2 separate regions of the Mus musculus genome follow, and region 1 is linked to region 2. A link is a loop called in an ENCODE intact Hi-C map of the cell type or tissue named here. Cell type or tissue: left cerebral cortex. All regions are shown on one strand. Each heading gives the region's core, and the rest is flanking DNA. Links, peaks and the distances in the headings are about the cores only. Region 1 holds the start of Hcn1 (hyperpolarization activated cyclic nucleotide gated potassium channel 1). Region 2 overlaps Hcn1 (hyperpolarization activated cyclic nucleotide gated potassium channel 1).

What was found. A loop is a pair of places that touch in the nucleus more often than their neighbours do. Peaks named below come from ENCODE experiments on the same cell type or tissue, not always from the same donor. Only the 100,000 strongest peaks of a DNase experiment are listed, where the experiment ranks them.
Region 1: a loop joins it to region 2, with 2.1 times the contacts of the local background. A loop is called at or near these places in 2 of 42 quality-filtered maps.

The regions. Positions count from the first base shown.
Region 1 is chr13:117,597,673-117,607,163 of GRCm38, forward strand. Hcn1 (hyperpolarization activated cyclic nucleotide gated potassium channel 1) reads left to right here and starts at 4,648. Exons shown (of 8, transcript NM_010408.3): 1 at 4,648-5,423. The coding sequence starts at 5,032. In left cerebral cortex, for the core only: a CTCF peak has its summit at 4,697 (motif pointing right); DNase peaks (open chromatin) are centred at 3,614, 4,106, 4,718, 5,042 and 7 more places; H3K4me3 peaks cover 4,040 bases; H3K27ac peaks cover 3,485 bases.
Region 2 is chr13:117,726,010-117,735,500 of GRCm38, forward strand. All of the region lies in intron 2 of Hcn1 (hyperpolarization activated cyclic nucleotide gated potassium channel 1), which reads left to right. Among named protein-coding and RNA genes, the nearest start is that of 4933413L06Rik, 11 kb to the left of the region's middle. In left cerebral cortex, for the core only: a CTCF peak has its summit at 4,079; no DNase peak of the experiment used is centred there.

The sequences.
Region 1 (9,491 bases), core at 534-8,533, 130 kb before region 2:
TGGAAGGACTTTGTGGTTTTAAAATTACAGTTATGCTATGGAGCATTTTTTTTTCTCGGACAAGTGTCATGATGTAGCTATGCAGCCTGCATCAGTCTGTCCTTGAACTCACAGAGATCTATCTGCCTTCGCCTCTCCAATGCTGGGATTAAAGGCCTGTGCTACTAAGTCAGAAGCATAGAGTATATTTTTAATGCAAATATATACTTAAAGTAAAATATATACGCGAATTGTATTTGATCAGATGGTAAAGAATAACAAAGGGATCTGATAGACCTGGGAAACTTGTTTATCCTTATTAAAATTTAAGATTAGCTAATTAAACCTACAATGAGCCTATGTTTGCTTTCTTCCTTCTCTTAAGCTGTAAATATTTTAATATGTTATGTTTGTCCAAATATTCATGACAAAGAACCTCATGCAATCTAAGTAGGAATAAAGGCAGGAACATGTTTTAGAGAGTGTGTTAACAGTTACTATCAAAAGTAAATATACATATTACTGTGATTTAGTAATGCTCTTTACTTTCAATATTTTTTAAATCTAGATTATATATTAATATGTACACAGTGGCATTGAAAATAATACAGATTGTAAAGTTGTTTATAAAAGCACGAATGGCCAAAAAACTTTAAATATTTATTAGTATAGAAAATATTAAATATATATAGTCTTTTGTGCATATAAAATTCTTTTAACTTTATATAAGATATAACGTAGAAATGGCACTATTCCTTACACATGTAAGAATTTTTCTTTGCATGAGATCCATGTTTATATAAATTAATATTCGAAGGTGTAATTGTTTTTATGAAATATTTTAACATTTCCTATTATTTTTATTTTAAATTATGGTTTGCTGAGTTTCAACAGGAGGTTGATGATAGCAATCAATATTTTCTCTTCTTACCTACTTTAGCTTCACTGTTTACTTCATATACTATATAACATTACTTTAAGGTACAGCATGATACTACATTTCACTTTGTTTCTTCCTCAATTTTTTACTTAATCATTCTTCGAGCACTCCTGGCCTCTCCATCTCTCTCTGGTTTTTAGAGACAGGGTTTCTTTGTGTAGCCCTGCCTGTCCTGGAACTTGCTATGTGGACTAGCCTGGCCTGTAACACCCAGTGACCCATGTGCGTCTCTCTCTTGAGTGTTGGGATTAAAGCAATGCACCACCATACTCTATATACTCCTGTCTTCCTATTTGCACAGCAAACATTTTACCCCTTGATTCATGTCTCTATATCTGTAACACATGATTATTTCGTAAGAACCTTTTAAAATTATCCTTAAAAATATTTTGGCAGGTTTGACTTCCGGGGGATAGGAGTGGGAGGAATCACAGTCCAATTTGACAAATTTGGAAAGAATCATCACACTTATAATATTAAGGATTTGAGCTATGTTTTCATTTATTTAATTACAGTTTATGGCTTGCTTTTGGGTAAAGTTTAGCTTTTTGTTTTTAAAAATATTGTGTATCTCATGTTGTTCTTGTTTATTAGTGAATGTTTTCACATGTATTTTTGGTTATGAAAGGAATGATTATTCTTAGTGATGCTTAGGAGAAGCACTGAAATTCTTTTTATCATGTACAATGTATATGAACTTTCAGATATATGCTATTTGCTATGGCTATCTACTTGATTCTTTTGAGTTTTCAGGGAGACAAGAGAATCAACTTATCCTAGCCTATGTGACAGACATGCTGAGATGGGTGTCTTGTTCTTCCATCCTCCAGTGCCTCGCATTAAGGGTGATGTTGGCAGATGCTTTCCAGCCAGACAATCCAATTTGTCTAAGGCACAGCTTCTTTGCCACCGCTTTCTCCAGCAAAGTTCTGACATGTCTTCAGATGTGCCTGTGTGTTTCAGCATTTGTCTGCATCCTGCTAACAAGCCCATAGACCTCCAAGTTCCTCTCAGAATTTTCTAAGAAGTCATCAGATTTCAACTCACCCATCTATCTTTTTGTTTCATTTCACATGTGCTTGAGTCGGCTGCATGGAGATTTTATTTTAGATTCATATTAATCTTCTGCTGCTGTCTGCAATTTGATCTTAAGCAGAGTATTAAAGGAGACAGGGGAGGTTTTTAAAAGCCTTACAATACTAATACACACAGAACACCAGTCATTACAACCAATGGCAGACTCTCCTGAAATAAACTCATCATTGATAATCTCCGATAGGTCCTCAGATATCAAGTTCTTTCGAAGTATAAGAAGACACTTCACAGATAATGTACGGCAGAGTCAGCATAATTCTAATCCCCCCCTCCAAGGCGACTTTAAGAACCACAGTTAGCTTAATGGATTTCAGCTCAAGAGTGTTTGCGACAGAAACCTGTCAAGAGATTCCTATGGTTTCAGAACTTTATGTCTCACTTTGTTTCTTGTGCTCTCATTATTCTCATTCTTTCACTGTGTTTATTCTACCCCAGTCTTTCAAGTTTTATGTCTCCCCAAGGAAGCTTTTCGCAAGGGGCCTACATTCTAAACAGCTGTAGATCAGCACCACTTGTGTGAAACCAACAGACTGACTTTGTATATTGGTGTTAAGTTCGTATAGACTGATGTAACACACACATCATCAGTTTAAAATGTATGTTTTAATAATTATAATGTATAAAATACACTGTTGAAGTTGTACTCGGAGCAGCAAATGGCTTCTGCTCCTTTTGAGCTGTGCTTCAAGTTCCATTATAAGATTTTGTTTTCATCAGCAGTTCTGTCATACTGAGCACAGACAGTGACACTCAGGGAAAGTTTACTGAAGTAACTGCCTGTTCATGATCACGAACAAGTTGAAATAGAACAAAGACAAGGGTTTGTTAAATGAATGAATGAATGAATGAATGAATGAATAACTTATCAAGACAGCATTACATCCTAGGTGGTCCTTTTTTACATTATTATAAAACTTAAAATTTATGTTAAAATATACATTTTCACACTGAAAATAGAGGTAATCAGGAGGCATACAGAATGGGAAAAAGTAGAGAAATGTTTTCAGTTTAATGATTAAAAAGTGGGACTGAATACTGTACCATTTGAGGGCGTTTGGTTTTGTTCATCCTTGTTATCTCTGCCTCTGCCATCGAATATCATCCTCTGACCTGTGGTTTCCAAGGTCACTATGCTGCTAGATCAGAATGCTATACCACTATTTCCCTATCACTGATCATAACATTTTGACCATATAAATTTATTTTGTGAGAGTGTGTTTGGATTGGCTGAAAGCAGATACTGTGTGACCTACTGTTCTCTATTCCTTCCTTGGCTTCTCTGAAAACTCATGAACTTTCTTGTTCTTGCTTCTCTTGTTTCTTGGCTTCATCACAGATTTCAGGTTTTCCCCGAGTACAAAACAGAACAAAACCCAAAGTGATTGGCCTCACCTGTTTTTTTTTTTCATCTTGTGCCACAGGTTGGCACTCTGACAAAGAATCTCTTCCCGAAGTGTCTCTTCTCTCCCATGCGACCTTAGCAAACAGTAAATCAGAGGATCTATCTATGTCTTGGCTGGGTGAGCTTGGCTTTGAAGAGGCTGTGGGCATGGAGGTAATGCTTGCTGGTATCTTGAACAGATGTTCTGGGCTGCTTATAGTCTCGAAACTCTTCAGACTTCCAAGATGCCCTGCTGAGTGAATGGTAACTTTGGCAGCACATTTTGCTTCCATTAGCTAATCCAGTGGGTTGGGGAGACACCAAGGGAACAAGAGAAATCTGAGATCGCTGTCCTCAGCATCAGTCGCACGTGGTCAACTTCACCAGAGAATACTTCATGGCATCCTGACTGGATTCCAAGTTATCTCGACCTCTGAGCCTGGTGTTGCTGAACACAGTGCGGCATATTTATCTCTCTGTGTGGTTATTGATTGTATAACTTATCTTAAAAGGAAGGTCATCTTAGGCCACTTATCTCTTACACATTTTTTTCTTTTCTTTCCAGCAGGACTGGCCAATAAATTTGCTCACATGTGTGTTGATGTTAGTGGCCTTCCTAGGAAGGAACCCCATTCCCGTTTAAGGAGCTGTGTGAGAATAAACAGGATAAGTAGAAGGAGGTCAGTTGTCTGTCCCTAGGTACAGATCCTTAATCTGAAAAGCTCCAGGCAGCTGATTATCCAGGGCTACAAAGATCTATTTGCTAGTTGTGTGCCCCTCCCCGCCCCCATCTTTCATTTTTCCCTCTTGTCTTCTTGCTTCTCTCTTCTGTCCCTCTCTCCCTCTTTTCCACGACATGCCTTTTTCAGCGTGTCTCCTTGATTTTATCTTCACCTAGCTTTACAAGTGGATTGATAGTGTGCAGAATTAACCTGACCCCCTTTCTCTATTTGTAACATCATTCCAACAGGCGTTCAGTGTCTCTGGTGTTTTAGGTGGAGTTTTGTTCTGAATTAACGCAATTTGCTAGTTCAGCTCTCTCTCAGTCTCTGTCTGTCTGTCTGTCTGTCTGTCTGTCTTTCCCTTCTCCCCCCCTGCCTCCCTCCTTCCATCTCTCCTTCCCTCTGTCGTTTCCCTCCTCCCCTTTTCCTCCCCCTCCTTCCCTTTTCTGCCCTCCCACTTTTGCAAACCCACATCCAGAGAGCCTCCCTCCAAACGTACAAATACGCGTCCGGGGCGGGCTCAGGAGTTCAATGTCACGCTGGGCAGAAGTGGCACAGGCGAGCGGCGGGGCGCGCGCGGGTAGAGGCGGTCTGCGGCCAGCAGGGGGCAGCCGAGGGGCGGCGCTGGCGCGCGGGTGCCGAGCGGAGGAGCCTCGCCCCGCGCCCGCAGCCTCAGCCTCAGCCTCAGTACCAGGCGCGGCGGAGCCCGGAGCGCGGCAGAGCCGGCAGCGCAGCCACTGAGGGCAGCGGCGGCGGCGGGAGCCAGGCGCGCAGCGGAGCAGCGGGCGGGCGGGAAGCAGTAGCCGCCGCCGCCGCTGCCGCCGCGACGGGCAGCCGGCTCCGGCCCCTGCTCCTTGGCTTCGAGCCCCCGGCGAGTCTGGAGCCCGCGCCGTCGCCGGTCGCGTCCTCCGGGCATGGAAGGCGGCGGCAAACCCAACTCCGCGTCCAACAGCCGCGACGATGGCAACAGCGTCTTCCCCTCCAAGGCGCCCGCGACGGGGCCGGTGGCGGCCGACAAGCGCCTGGGGACCCCGCCGGGGGGCGGCGCGGCCGGGAAGGAACATGGCAACTCCGTGTGCTTCAAGGTGGACGGCGGCGGAGGAGAGGAGCCGGCGGGCAGCTTCGAGGATGCCGAGGGGCCCCGGCGGCAGTATGGTTTCATGCAGAGGCAGTTCACCTCCATGCTGCAGCCTGGGGTCAACAAATTCTCCCTCCGCATGTTTGGGAGCCAGAAGGCGGTGGAGAAGGAGCAGGAAAGGGTTAAAACTGCAGGCTTCTGGATTATCCATCCGTACAGTGACTTCAGGTGAGGACTCCCTGGAGCCGCCCCACCCTGCTCCCCCTGACGCGCCTTCCAGCATCCTATCCTGCCTCTGGGAAGGTGCGCCCCGGGGATTCACAGTGGGGGTGCGGGGCAGGCGGGGCGGCGATGCTGGAGGCTTCTACTTAGACTGGCCATACTCCACTCTTCCAACTAGTTTCCACCGACGACAGGTTTAGGGTAGGGAGTTTCTTCTCCCCGGAGCGCCAGGGAGGCTCTTCTCCTTTGCCTGGTGAACTTTGGGGACAGCAGAGGAGGGAAGAAGGCCACCGTGACCCGTGGACGGGAGGTTGTTAAGTTGCACTAGGGAAACTTTTAGTTTGGTAATGTTAGGACGAGACAGGTATCCTTGCTAAGAGCAGTTCCCCAAAGAAATGAAAAAAGATGCTTCTGGGATCCCGGAGATGAGGAAACTGGAGACAGTGACTCACAGGTCCTAGCTGTTCCTGCCACTCTCGCCCCTGGGAGTGTTAATCTGTTGTTCTTATGCTTATAGGCACCCCTGTCACCACTGAATTTCTCCAGATCAGTGGCTGGCAGGCACAGGAAGGGCACTTGCGCTTGGGTAGTCAGTCTCTGACTTGAGATTTTAGCGGAGCGGGCGCTGCCCCACTGGGCAAGAACTTGACTGGAAGCCTTGAGTTCCCGAAACAGAGGCAGGGGGGTCGTTTTCAAAGTCCCCTTCCTGAAATAGAGCGACACCCGCTCTTGACCTTGACTACAAATCCATTTCAGAAATGTCTTTCCAGTTTCCCAGCCTGGGAAGAAGGGCAGCAGAGCTGTCAGCAGGAGAAAATTAATATGAGTTTCCTGATCTTATTTGTGGCTCGAGTATTCATTTGGTTAATAAGCATGTTTAGAGACTGACAAATGAAGGTCGTGAAGCAGATCCTCTTATTACTGCGACACGCTCCTGAACACAGGCAGAGCTTCCTTCTAAAAATCCCAAACTAGTAACTAGAGGTGATATTCACTTGTTTATTTCATTCGTTCCAACTAGGGAAAGCGACAGCAGCAGCAGCAACAACAATAAAATAAACAACAACAACGAAAGGGGTCTATGTGCACACTGAGTGGATGCATAGGCTTCCGGTAAACTGCCAGCAAACATAGCAATAATAAAAAACAACATTACTTCCAGTAGCGTTTAGAAACTAACCGAAATTGCCCTTACCAGCATGCAAGGGAGGGAGCTGTCCACAGTTCTGAATCAACCTAACTGTGGAATATAGCCCAACAAAGCTTGAGTAGAAGACTGTCCATCTTCCCTGAGGTATTTATCGTCTCAAAAATCAGCAGTCTCTATTCCTTGTCACAGAGTGGATAGATTTTAGGAAAGATTTAATTTAAAAATGCTTATTTGGAAAAACACATAGGAAAACCTTACTGAAGTACTTACACTAGCTAATACCATTTATTGTCTGCAACTGAGTCTGATTGAAAGAATGTTCAGGCTAAAACAGCTTCCCAAGTAATACAACGTGTTTCCTCCGTGAAGAAGATACTCGTGGAAGCAAACTCATAGATGATCTTGCTCTGTCTACGGCAAATTAGGGTTGTTACATGCTATAGAATTTCAAAAGTGGGAATCGGAATAGAGTTTGAATATCATCTCTTTTTTGATTCCTGCATGGAAATGTAATGTAAATTATACTTTATATATTTTTAAAAAAAGACAATTTCAAAAAATAGTCGACAATCTTAATAACAAAAAACTAGAATGACATTAAAACTATGACATTCAGTGATAATGTTCACAAAGGTGCTTAAACTTTTTTTTTTTTAACTTGGTATCATCTGTAACTAAATGATTCCAAATGATACTTTTATATGTTCATCCTGGAAAAACGATGAAGCTTTTCAAAATAGTGGTATGTTGCAGATGATTAAACCTTCCTCATTTGTTTTTTTCTAACATATATAGAGACTTTTCATGATCTAGAATTGTATGCCCAATCTGTGGATCAGTGAAACTGAGGGAGCCTACATATTTCCCCAAGACCTAGAGAGACATAGCAAATCTTGCTCATAGGTGGGAAATGAAAACGATGATTCAGTCTCATCCTGCACTTTACAGGGAGGGCCGATGACTAAGAAGTGAGCTTATATACAGACAAGCCCCAGCATGATTTGGGGGACTTGATTTCCCTTGCATAACTGGAAAAAGGAAGCAATAAACTAAATAGCCATTATTACTTAAAATTTAAGATAGAATATATCTGGAAAAGTTGAAACTTAGAATTTCTGTACGTATGTGTTTCCTAAGGAGATTATGGCCACCCTGTACCTACTGTACCTATTTGGGTTCAGAAGACATTGTTTAATTAGCATTTTTTTTCTATACTCACAGTACCCACTTGGAAGCACTTCTAAAACCTATGACATGCCAAGATAATGTAGTTGTTAAAACCACAACTGAAACCTGGCAAAACTCCAGCAACTTTTTTTTTTTCTTCACAAACCTGCAAGCAATGCTCAAGCGACCTTTTTTGATCTGCTCATCACAGCCCTTTCCGGAGGAAGATACTCTAAGGGAAATGTTCTGCTGAAATTACTAGAACATCAGGCTTAGGTTCATTAAATGACCAACAGAGAAGGGATCATGTAAGAGAATACATTTCCATGAAAAGGTTTTGGCTCTGGAGGGTTGAGCAAAGTGGATTCTTTGCTTGTTACTTTCATAAGTATCTGTGAGGCCAGGAGTGTTTATTCTGTTTGTTGTTCACTCTCATGAAGCTGAGTATAGCATGACTTTACCTTTCTCCAGGAAATACCATGGTTTTTGACATTGTGCCTAATATTCTGGTGCCCATTTCAAGATGACTTTCTAAGCCTTTCTCCCAGCCTTTTAAGGCAGTGGTTCTCAACTTGTGGGTAGTGATGCCCATCAGCAATCCTCAGCCTCCAAAAGTATTTTCGTTAAGATTCATAACAGTAGCATAATTAAGTTTGGAAGTGGCGATGAAAATAATCTTACGGCTGGGGGTCACTACAACATGAAGAGCTGTATCAAAGGGTTGCAGTGTTAAGAAGGTTAAGGAACACTGGGCTAGGGCGAGGGCAAGGGCTGTGTTCCTGACGACACTTTCTGACGACTAGCTAGTGCCTCGTTTACCCACCACAGTCCGAGTGTGCTACTTTTGTGTCTGGCAGGTTGGAGTCTCCCACTTTGAGTGTAACTAGGGCAGAGGCTCTGTGTTTCCCTTCCTTCTCAGAAAAGGATGATGGTAGGAGTCTTCAGGGAGCAAAGAAGAGCCCAATGTTATTAACGTTGTAAGAAATCATGGGGAAGAAGCTAGAAAATATATTTTTTCCTGTGATATTTAATTATCAAGACTAGGGAAAATATTGGAAGGTACTTTATTTTCAATTTTTAACTTTCTTTTGAGTGGGGTTATGTGTCCCTCTTGCTTCTCTTCTCTCTGTCTTTCTGTCTCTGTCTGTCTGCCTGTTTGCCTGTCTGTCTGTCTCTCTCATTCTCTCTCCTCTCCTCTCCTCTCCTCTCCTCTCCTCTCCTCTCCTCTCCTCTCCTCTCCTCTCCTCTCCTCTCCTCTCCTCTCCTCTCTCCTCCCTCCCTCCCTCCCTCCCTCCCTCTCTCTCTCTCTCTCTCTCTCTCTCTCTCTCTCTCTCTCTCTCTCTCTCTCGTGTGTGTGTGTGTGTACGCATGTGCAGATATGTGTATGGCAGCCTGGATGTAGGATGTCTCCCTCAATTACTCTCCACTTTGTTGCAGATATCTTAATAAAAGAGTTCACACAGGTGTGGAGTTTTACAATAAAGGCATGGATTCAGCCTTTTTGAAATTTGTGCTAACAGTGCACATTTAATTTCAAGGTTAAGTATGAATATTTTGAGATAAGCAGTAGTGATTATACATTTAATAGTTAAATGATAATTTTGATACATTTCAATAACTACATGATAAATGAGATCTCACTGCCAGTTGTCAGTTATGATATTAAAGTGTGATGGAAGAATACTGAGAATGCTTCATGTGTATGACTCTGTGTGTGTGTGTGTGTGTGTGAGTGTGTGTGTGTGTGTGTGTGTGTG
Region 2 (9,491 bases), core at 1,060-9,059:
GTATGTTGTACACAATTGAGAATCACTCATTTTTGAAAAAGTATTCATTTCTAAATATTACTTATAGTTATATATCATTTATTGGGTTTCTCAGTGTCATTGTCTGCAGTTAATAAATTATATGAAGTTTAAAATCATTAATAATTTAAAAGAAAATGTATTGCACCCGAAAAATGTTTCTGACAAACAATATTTTTCTCAAAAAAAATCTATATCATGCTATTGACCACATTATGAATCTAAATGCCTTTTATGAAGTGGTTTACCTTTTTCTAAAAGAATTTTTTTTCTTTCAGAATTTGATACAATAAGTTTAAATCATATTTACAACACACTTCTGTCCATATCCATTGCACTTCACTACCTACCTAGCTTCTTCTACCTTTTTTTTTTTTCATTTTAACCCCTTTCAAGACCAAATTGTGCTGCAGACATATTCCTGGATGTGTGTTCTTCCACTGGAGCATGGTTGACTGGGAGTATACACTACACAAGAACTATCTCTCCCTATCCTGGCATCAAACAGTTGCCAACAGCTCCATAGCTAGAAGTGGAAGTGTGTGTGTTGAATTCTATTGGTTTTGTGTATTCTGTTGCTATCACTCTGAGTTCATATGTATAGTTCCTCTATACATCCAGAAGACAAGTTTCCTTGTGGTCATCCATTGCCTCTGTCTCTTATACCTTTTCTGCTTCCATCTTCCACAATAGTATCTGAGCATTAGAAGGAGGGATTTAGGTATATAGTCCTTTCAGAGCTGGACTTCTCTAGTCTTTTATTTTGTGTGTGTGTGTGTGTGTGTGTGTGTGTGTGTGTGTGTTAATCATTATCAACTACAAATAGAAATTTCTTAGATGAGGGTTAAGAGGTGCATTGACCTACGGGTATAACAAGAAGTTGTTAGGGGATGGTTTAATACTATAACTATTTAGGTCCATATGGTAGTAGGTTCTCCACTAGGCCCTATGAACAGTCTAGCAACAGGTACCCAGAAATGGCGACAAGAATTGATTTCATGTTGTGGGGTGGGACTTAAATTGGATTAGCCAGGTTTTGGTTACTCCCATGATGCTTTTGCTACTGTTACACCAGTGCACATACCATGTCTGAGTAGTTACTTCTGTAGCTAGAGATTCACAGCTGGGAATATTTGATGATTGAATTTCTCTTATATAAATATATATAAATATATATATATATATATATATATATATATATATATATTTATATATATATATACATATATATATATATGTATATATATATATATATATATATATTTAATGAGAGTGATGTTTACCCTCTTTCATTTTTGTACTGCTTTCTTATTCTACATATTTGCTTAAAAATATTTTTTCTCATGATGACATGTAGAGGTCTTTCTAAGTCTCAGGCTATCATTTTCTCTCATTTTACCTCTTTTCTTTCCTCTATGTGTCTTTACATACATACATATAGAAAAATCACAGAAATATGGTAAAATTTTATTAAAGTCTCTCTGTTGTTTCAATTATCCATGCCCTTAATATGAAGTTAAATGTATAAGAACTGTGAGAATGTCAAACACTTTCCTCTGTATTCATTGCTGTCTTAGTTAGGGTTTCCATTGCTGTGAAGAGACACCATGACCAAGGCAACTCTTACAAAGAACAATCTTTCTTTGGGGCTGGCTTACATTTTCAGAGGCCCAGTCCGTTATCATCATGCAGGAAACATGGTAGCATGCAGGCAGACATGGTCCCAGAAGAGCTAAGAGTTCTGCATCATGACCCAACTGCAGCCAAAAGAGACACCTAGGAGAAGGGTCACAAAGCCAATTCCCACAGTGACACACTTCCTCTAACAAGGCCACATCTACTCCAACAAGGCCACACCTCCTAACAGTGCCACTCCCTGGGCCAAGCATATTTAAACCATCACAATTACTCATTCATTATTAACATGCTTACTATTGCCTACTTTCTCCTCTTCATTGTAATAGCCAATGTAAAAATGATCAAAACATTGTTACAGCCATGTGTATCACAAAATATGAAGTAATTCCTCCCCCCACCCAAATGTAGGCTACTAAGGTAGAGAGCTCACACAAGATGCTTGGGTGTGGTGTCAGAGTTTTACTTAAGAATGGGGATAATGACTTGTCAATCAGTGAATTATTAAGATTTGTATGCTCAGAATGATGTCATTTAGTTTTCTGTGCATGACTTTCAAAAATAATATGATCCCCTTTCTCTACTTTTAACCAATGCAAAGTCCATAGAAATGGAAATTAGCTGCAGCTGGGATTTTATGAATGGTTTCCTAGAAACTTCAGTGAAGTACATTTCAATTCACAAATGAGTTTTATATTTCTCCCCTAAGCCAGTGCAGATGGGAGATTCGTGAGTGTTCACTGTAGCTGCATTAACTATCATTTTTGAAGACGATGGTTACATTTTTTTTTCAAGTTCAAGGTCACATTTAAGTAAATCCCACATTTACAAGATGAACAAATTTACGTATTTTAGTAATAGAAATCTTAGTAATCAACTGTCTAAAGGAGGAAGCCATCCATTTTGTCTCAGAACCTATTTTTAGAGACTGACTCAAAAGTTCCTTGCTATGTCTGTTTACCCACAGCTTTGAAATGTCCATATCATCTTTACTGCAGATGGCCAGACTTTATTCCTCTTGTTAAATTTGGCTTTATAAAAATTCACATATATAGAGTATTGATTGACTTCTTTTCACTATAGACATGACATTCAGAGAGCAGTCTCAGTGAAAGCATTAACAGTACCCAGAAAACTTTTTTTCTTCTTCTTTCTGATGTCCTTAAATTCATTAAGGACATGGCAGATTTTAGAATCAGTTATAAAATAGGTAATATGTCTATAGTGTGTCTGTTTGCACACATGAGCATGTATGCTTCTCTCTGTGTTTGTGTGGGGGGATGATGGGGTATGTGCATGTGTATGTGTGTGTACATGTGTACATGTGGAAGCCAAAGGCCCATGTTCAGTGACTTCTTTAATCCTCTTTACCTTCTTTTTGAGGTAGAGTCTCACTTAGTTTCATTAAGAGCCTGACTAGACTAGCTGAAAAGCAAGCCCAGGGGATTCCCAGGTTTCTCCTTCTACTTACAGAGGCACCAAACCATACCTGGCTTCCTTTTCCTTTTCCTTTTCCTTTTCCTTTTCCTTTTCCTTTTCCTTTTCCGTTTCCGTTTCCGTTTCCGTTTCTGTCTCCTCTCCTCCCCTCCCCTCCCCTCCCCTCCCCTCCCCTCATCCCTTTTCCCTTCCCTTTCCCTTTTTCCTGTATTTTGAGACATGGTCTCTCTATTCAGCTCTGGGTGCCCTGAAACTATGCATATACCAGGCTGGTCTTTCACTTCCATGATCCACCTGCCTCTGCTTCTTGAGTGCTGGGATTAAAGGGTTGCTCCACTACTTCCCAGCAAATAATCTAGTCTTTAAGATGTGACCCATTTTAAGAGTAGTGAACTGCCTGTTACATGATATTTTTTTAAAGCAGCATGCTATGACTGAAATAGAATTAAAATCTCTTTTGGCTACAGGAAGTAGGCTTCCTTTGTAAGCATTCTTGAATACCGATAAGGGCCTTAAAATTAGCAAATCAAAGTAGGAGTTGAAAATAAAATATATAGAGGGAAGGAAGGCAGGAAGAGAAAGTGAGAAATATAGGGCTGAATATTATAGTCCACACAATAAGAATTAGTGATAGAAAGGACTCAGGTGGTAAAACATGGGAAATAGAATATAGATTGAGGTGCTTTCTTTTTTGAAGTAAAAGATAATACATAAATAAACTCAGTGAGATGTGCTACACTGTACAATTTCAGAACTGTTTAGATTTTTAGATAATAGCTTATAGTAAGTAGGTAGACACAGAGCCATTAGAAAATTTACATATTTAAATAGCAAGGGGAAAACTTTTTTCTTGTTTTTTTTTTTATTTCATTTCTCAAATAAAAATAAAAAAACAAACTTACTCAACACTGTTGGTTTGGAGTAGAGATGGGGTAAAGTACTTAGGTTAAACAAATTATTAAAAAATAACTGAGAAGAACTGCTTTTATTACTCACCAGTAGGAGGCCAATTTGAGACTGAGCTAATGTTGCAGACATAAGGAGAGTGGCTGGTAGGAAAGAAGGAATTGGCTGGACATAAATTGCTGTTCATTTTATTATTTGGAGACTCATTGGGTTTTGAGCTTGTACTGGAAACCTTTAGAAAAAGATGTTTATCATATAATTTTTTTCACAATCATGAAGGGTATAGAGAATCGCAGACATAGAGATTTACAAAACTATTCTATGAGAATGAGAATCCAACCTGGTAAAGGCAACATCATAAAATCAGAGAGAATTCAAAAGTCCTTACACAGTTTCTCTGTCTGCCTGTCTATCTGTCATCAAACTGTCTATCTGTTATTTATGCGCATCAGGGATGTGTTCCATGCAACAATAAAATTTCCAGTAGCATCTTTACATGGATGAGAAAAGGGAAGTATTTTGTATAGTTCATTGTCAATACTGTCACCTATTTTAATAGTTAACAAGTTAGAGGATTGGCCAAGAAATTCAACATTTCTGCATGAATAATGAAGGGCTAATGAGCTCCCAACCCTAGTTGAGAAGGTATTGACAGCTGATAGGTTCTGTGAAGAGAAAGCCCAATTTCCTCAGGGCTATAATTCCAAGTATAATTATGCTCCAGTGGACAGCACAACATGCATTCTCATATGCTCAGCACTGAATGAACTCAGTCGGTTATTTAAACAACAATAACAACAACAACAACAACAACAACATGTAGTTGGAAAGAACTATGGAAGCAGGGTAATCCAGAAGGAGTAAGATGTGGGGAGAGATAAGTGGTCATGTTTAAAGTATTGTTTTAAACATGTATGACATTCTCAAGTAATAAATAATTTTAAAATGAAAGGAAGTCAAAATAAAGATAAAATAAACAAAAATAATAAAATATTTAGGAATGAAACTGACAACAAATTCAAATGTTGTTACATACCTTGCCAGAAGGACATGACAAACAGGTTTCCAAATTAGAAAAAAATAACTATAATCATAGAAACTTATGTTTATGTTGCAAAACAGTTTATGGATTTATTAAGAGTCTAGGAAAGACTGAATTTCCTAAGTTTGGAAGGAGTGCTAGTTACTATGTTTTTTTCTTAGCAATTATTACTTGGTTACTAAGTTAATAATGTATAATTGCATTATTTTCTATTTCACAATCAAAAAGTGTATTCTAAGAAGATATTCTGTCCTTTTATAATACATCAGGTCTGTCACACTTCATTCTTGTAATGCTAGCATATTCCTGAATCTAACAAGAATGTGAGTATTTGACCCTCTTTGAGTAGAAGCGTTTTGAAAATAGAGAATAATAGAAAGTAAGGTAAAATCTAAGAACATCTACATGAATGTAATATGTATGTCCGAGTTTTTATTTTTAAAAATAGCATTAAGATGATATTGACAGATACTTCACAGGAAAAAGAAACATGTATGTTCTCAAATGATATAAAATACACTCAACCTTACAATTGGGACATGTAACAGTGTCAACTATCAGGATGTGATAGGATAAATCTACCCTTGTCCAAGTAGAAAGGCAGAACATTAATCAGTTTAATGGGAAATTAATTACCAAAATGAGTTTAAGGCAATACAATGCTATAAAGCAGAGAGTGTACATTTTTTTGAAGTATGGTAATCCATTATTTTGACACTAGTTTGCATAACACCCACATTTGTGTGATTTAAGTAGAAAAAAATGTGAAGGCGTCTGGACATGATATCACCTGAATTTAAGCACCCAATTTAAAATATAAAAACATGAAAATTATAATTTACAATCAATTTTAGGTATCCATCCATTTGACTTGAATTACACAAAATATATAAATTAAGTTATTTTTTATGATTAACCACAATTTCCTTCAACAATGTTTAAATTTTCATAGTTTTCTGTCTAAAAATACAGTGTGCCAAGTATGCAGCCCATTTTATATCCAAAGCCACAGCTACTTAAAATGAAAAACAAAAAAAATTAAAACAAAACAACACAACAACAACAAAAACCAAACCAAACCAAAACAAAGAAACCACAGGTTTTAGAGGTGGAGAGGTAAAATGGTGGGTAATAGTTCTTCCAGAGGACTTCAGTTTGGTTTCCAGCATCTATATCAGGATACTTAAAATCTTTGAAACTGTAGCTCCAGGGAGTCTACTGCCTCTGTAGTCACCTGAGCTGATGTGCCTTTACCCACATGCAGATGTTCACATCCACCCATAAAAATAATTTAAGAAAAAAATATAAAAATATAAGCTTCAGTTATTTAAATTATAGTTATTCATTATTTTCTACCTAGCTTTGCATAGTATACATTCTCCTACTTTCCCTTTAGCACTTAGCCACATATTATTAATCTCAACCAAACCAAACCAAACCAAACCAAACCAAAACAAAACAAAACAAAACAAAACAAAACAAAAACAAACTGACAATAAACCACAGTGCTTTTATGTATATATTTTCATAAGGAAAATGTTTGGCCAGATGTGGTAATACATTCTTTTAATCTCAACACTAGGAGACAGGGACAATTATCTGTACAACCAGAACTGTTCAACAGAGAACCTTGTCAAAAACAAAACAAAACAAAACAAAACAAAACAAAACAACAACAAAAGTAAAATAAAAGGAGTAGAGAAGCCAAATTTCTCACTGTTATCAAAATGTTCAATCCTGTTGAATATTCTAGTACCTTCTCAACTCCTGAGTCCATCTGATTGAAAGAGAGTGTTGTTGCAATGTGTACAATGAGTTATTCAGGATCAAAAGCAGGAACAGAGTTTCTGGGCTTGCCCCACAGGCATCATTCTGGAAGGGCTGAGTCAGCAGATTTGGAGATATTCAGGTTGGAATAGGGCTGGGCCTGGGTTTTTGTCCTATTTGCCAGGAGGCAGGAGGATTTCACTTGGCACAGGAGGCTCCAGTACAGCAGAAGACCAGTGGAGAGAAAGCCTTGTAACTGATGTTTCTGGAAATCTGGAGGTGTAGGATTTTAGGATCTGGAATTCACTACATTTGTACAGTATTAGGGTCGTCCATAGGGAGCCTTATCAACACAGTATAAGTTTGCCGTTGTTAATTCCTATAGATTCATATTTACAGTCAACATTTTGTACCATTCTGTGTAGAAAACTGATCAATAATACTTTAGTTTGAATCAGAATCGTATTTTTAGGCTTTATACTCTTAGATTTATAATCTTGCCATTTACACTTCTAGATTAGCATATAGAAAAAGTTAAATTTGTGGTAAACATTAAATGAATTGACAAAGGTTTGAATGTTTCATCACAGTAGATTATTCATATGTACTTATTGCCCTAAGCTTTCAATTATTTAAATATAGTGAAGAGTGGCCAGTAGTTAAAATATATGTTATAATCAGTGGGTGTGTGGTTTGTCGGGTGAGAGAGCACCCTCATAGAAGCAGGGGGAGGGGATAGGATAGGGGGTTTGCGGAGGGGTAACCAGGAAGGGGGATAACATTTGAAATGTAAATAAATAAAATAACCAATATAAATAAATAAATAAACATTTCACTTAATTGTGTATTTTAAGATCTTGTATATGTGATCACATACTTATGAAAATTTAAAAGGAAAAACAGAGTGATTTTTTTTTTCATGTATAATACACTCTTTGCCACTTTGAGTGACAGTTGGGAAGCGTCTGGAACCTTAGCAGTTCATACATCTGAGTGTGCTTTTGTTAAGAGTTCTTTTTAGAAGAAATTAACTAAGTGGGGAAAACTAACCCTGAACAAAGGCACTGTAATCTCACAAGTTGCTGGCTCAAATAGAACAAAAACAACAACAACATCAAAATCACCCAACAATTTCACAGTCATGGCCTCTGTGTTTATTGAGGATCCTTAGCTGCTCAGCTCTACCCTGCTTTCCTCTCAGGATGGAATAAATCTATACAACTGAGCAAAAATAAATCATGTGTATTGAAAATTGCCTGTCATTATAATCAAAATATGATAAATCTTATTATGAAACTTTCAGAACATTGCTACTCTTGGCCTGAATCTGGGAAGCCCCTCCTTTCCTACGAATGATGATCCATCCTGTGACTCTTTGTTGGCAAGATGCTGAGAGTAAATGAGAGATGAGCACTAAGACAGACATTTCTACCACCCAGTCTATCCAGGGAATACTGCAAAAGTGCAAGTGAGAAGAATGTAAGAGCTGAAGTTAGAGGAAAGGGCTAGGAAATGCCTCCTTCTGGACAAGACACAGCTGTTATAGTCACAAACCCACAGCAACTACAGATGCTTTCACTGAGTCTGGACAAGAGCAGGCCCTTTAACAATCAGGAGTGAAATTAGGAAGGGCTCGGGCAGTCTTACCCTGCAGTAAGGAACTATTTGCTATTGATAAGTTAAAAGAGAAGAGGACATCACAGTCAGTTGTATACTCTCTGGTGACCTCATCAGACCTAAAGGGTGAGCTTTAACCTAATAGTCACGCTGATGGGCCTGGTTAAACTAAATTGGCCATAGAACAATCTGGGTAAAAAATAGAGTCCACCTCCAGTACAAAGTCAGGGCATCAAGTGGAGGGATGGGGATGCCATACCACAGTCAAAAACCCTGACCCAGAATTGTTTCTGTCTAAAGGAACTGCAGGGAGAAAAATGAAGAAGAGACTGAGGGAAAGGAGGTTCAGTGACTGGCCCAGGGAATCTATCTCAAGATAACTTGGGATCTATCTCAAGGTGGGGTTCCAAGGCCTGACAATATTACTGATGCTATGGTGTGCTTACAGACAGGAGCCTAGCATGGCTGCCCTTTGAAAGGCCCAAAAAGCACCTCAAAGAGTCAGATGCAGATACTTACACCCAACCTCTGGACAGAAGCGAAGGACCCCTGTGGTTGAATTAGAGAAAGGCTAGAAGAAGTTGAGGAGTAGGGTGACCTCATAAGACCAGCAGTCTCAACTAACCTGGACCCTAGAGATCTCTGACACTGAGCCACCAACCAGGCAGCATTCATCAGCTGATATGAAGCCCCCAACACATATACAGCAGAGAACTGCCTCATATAGCTTCAGTGAGGGAAGACATGCCTAACCCTCAAGAGACTTGAGACCCCAGGGAGTGGAGAGTTCTGATGGGGTAGGGACATCCTCTTGGAGATGGGGGGTAGGGGAGGTTGGGGAGGAGGAATGTTATGAGGAACAGTAGGAGGGCAGACTGGGATGGGGATAATGATTAGACTGTAAAAAATGATTAAATAATAAAATAATAATAATATAATAATATAATAAAAGGATAGAGAGCTGGAGATTTGTTAGGGATGGAACAAAAATAAGAGAGAGTAAATAAGATATTACTGTGATGTGTGCATGTGTGTGTCTGTTTATATATAAAATTTCAAAGAACAAACT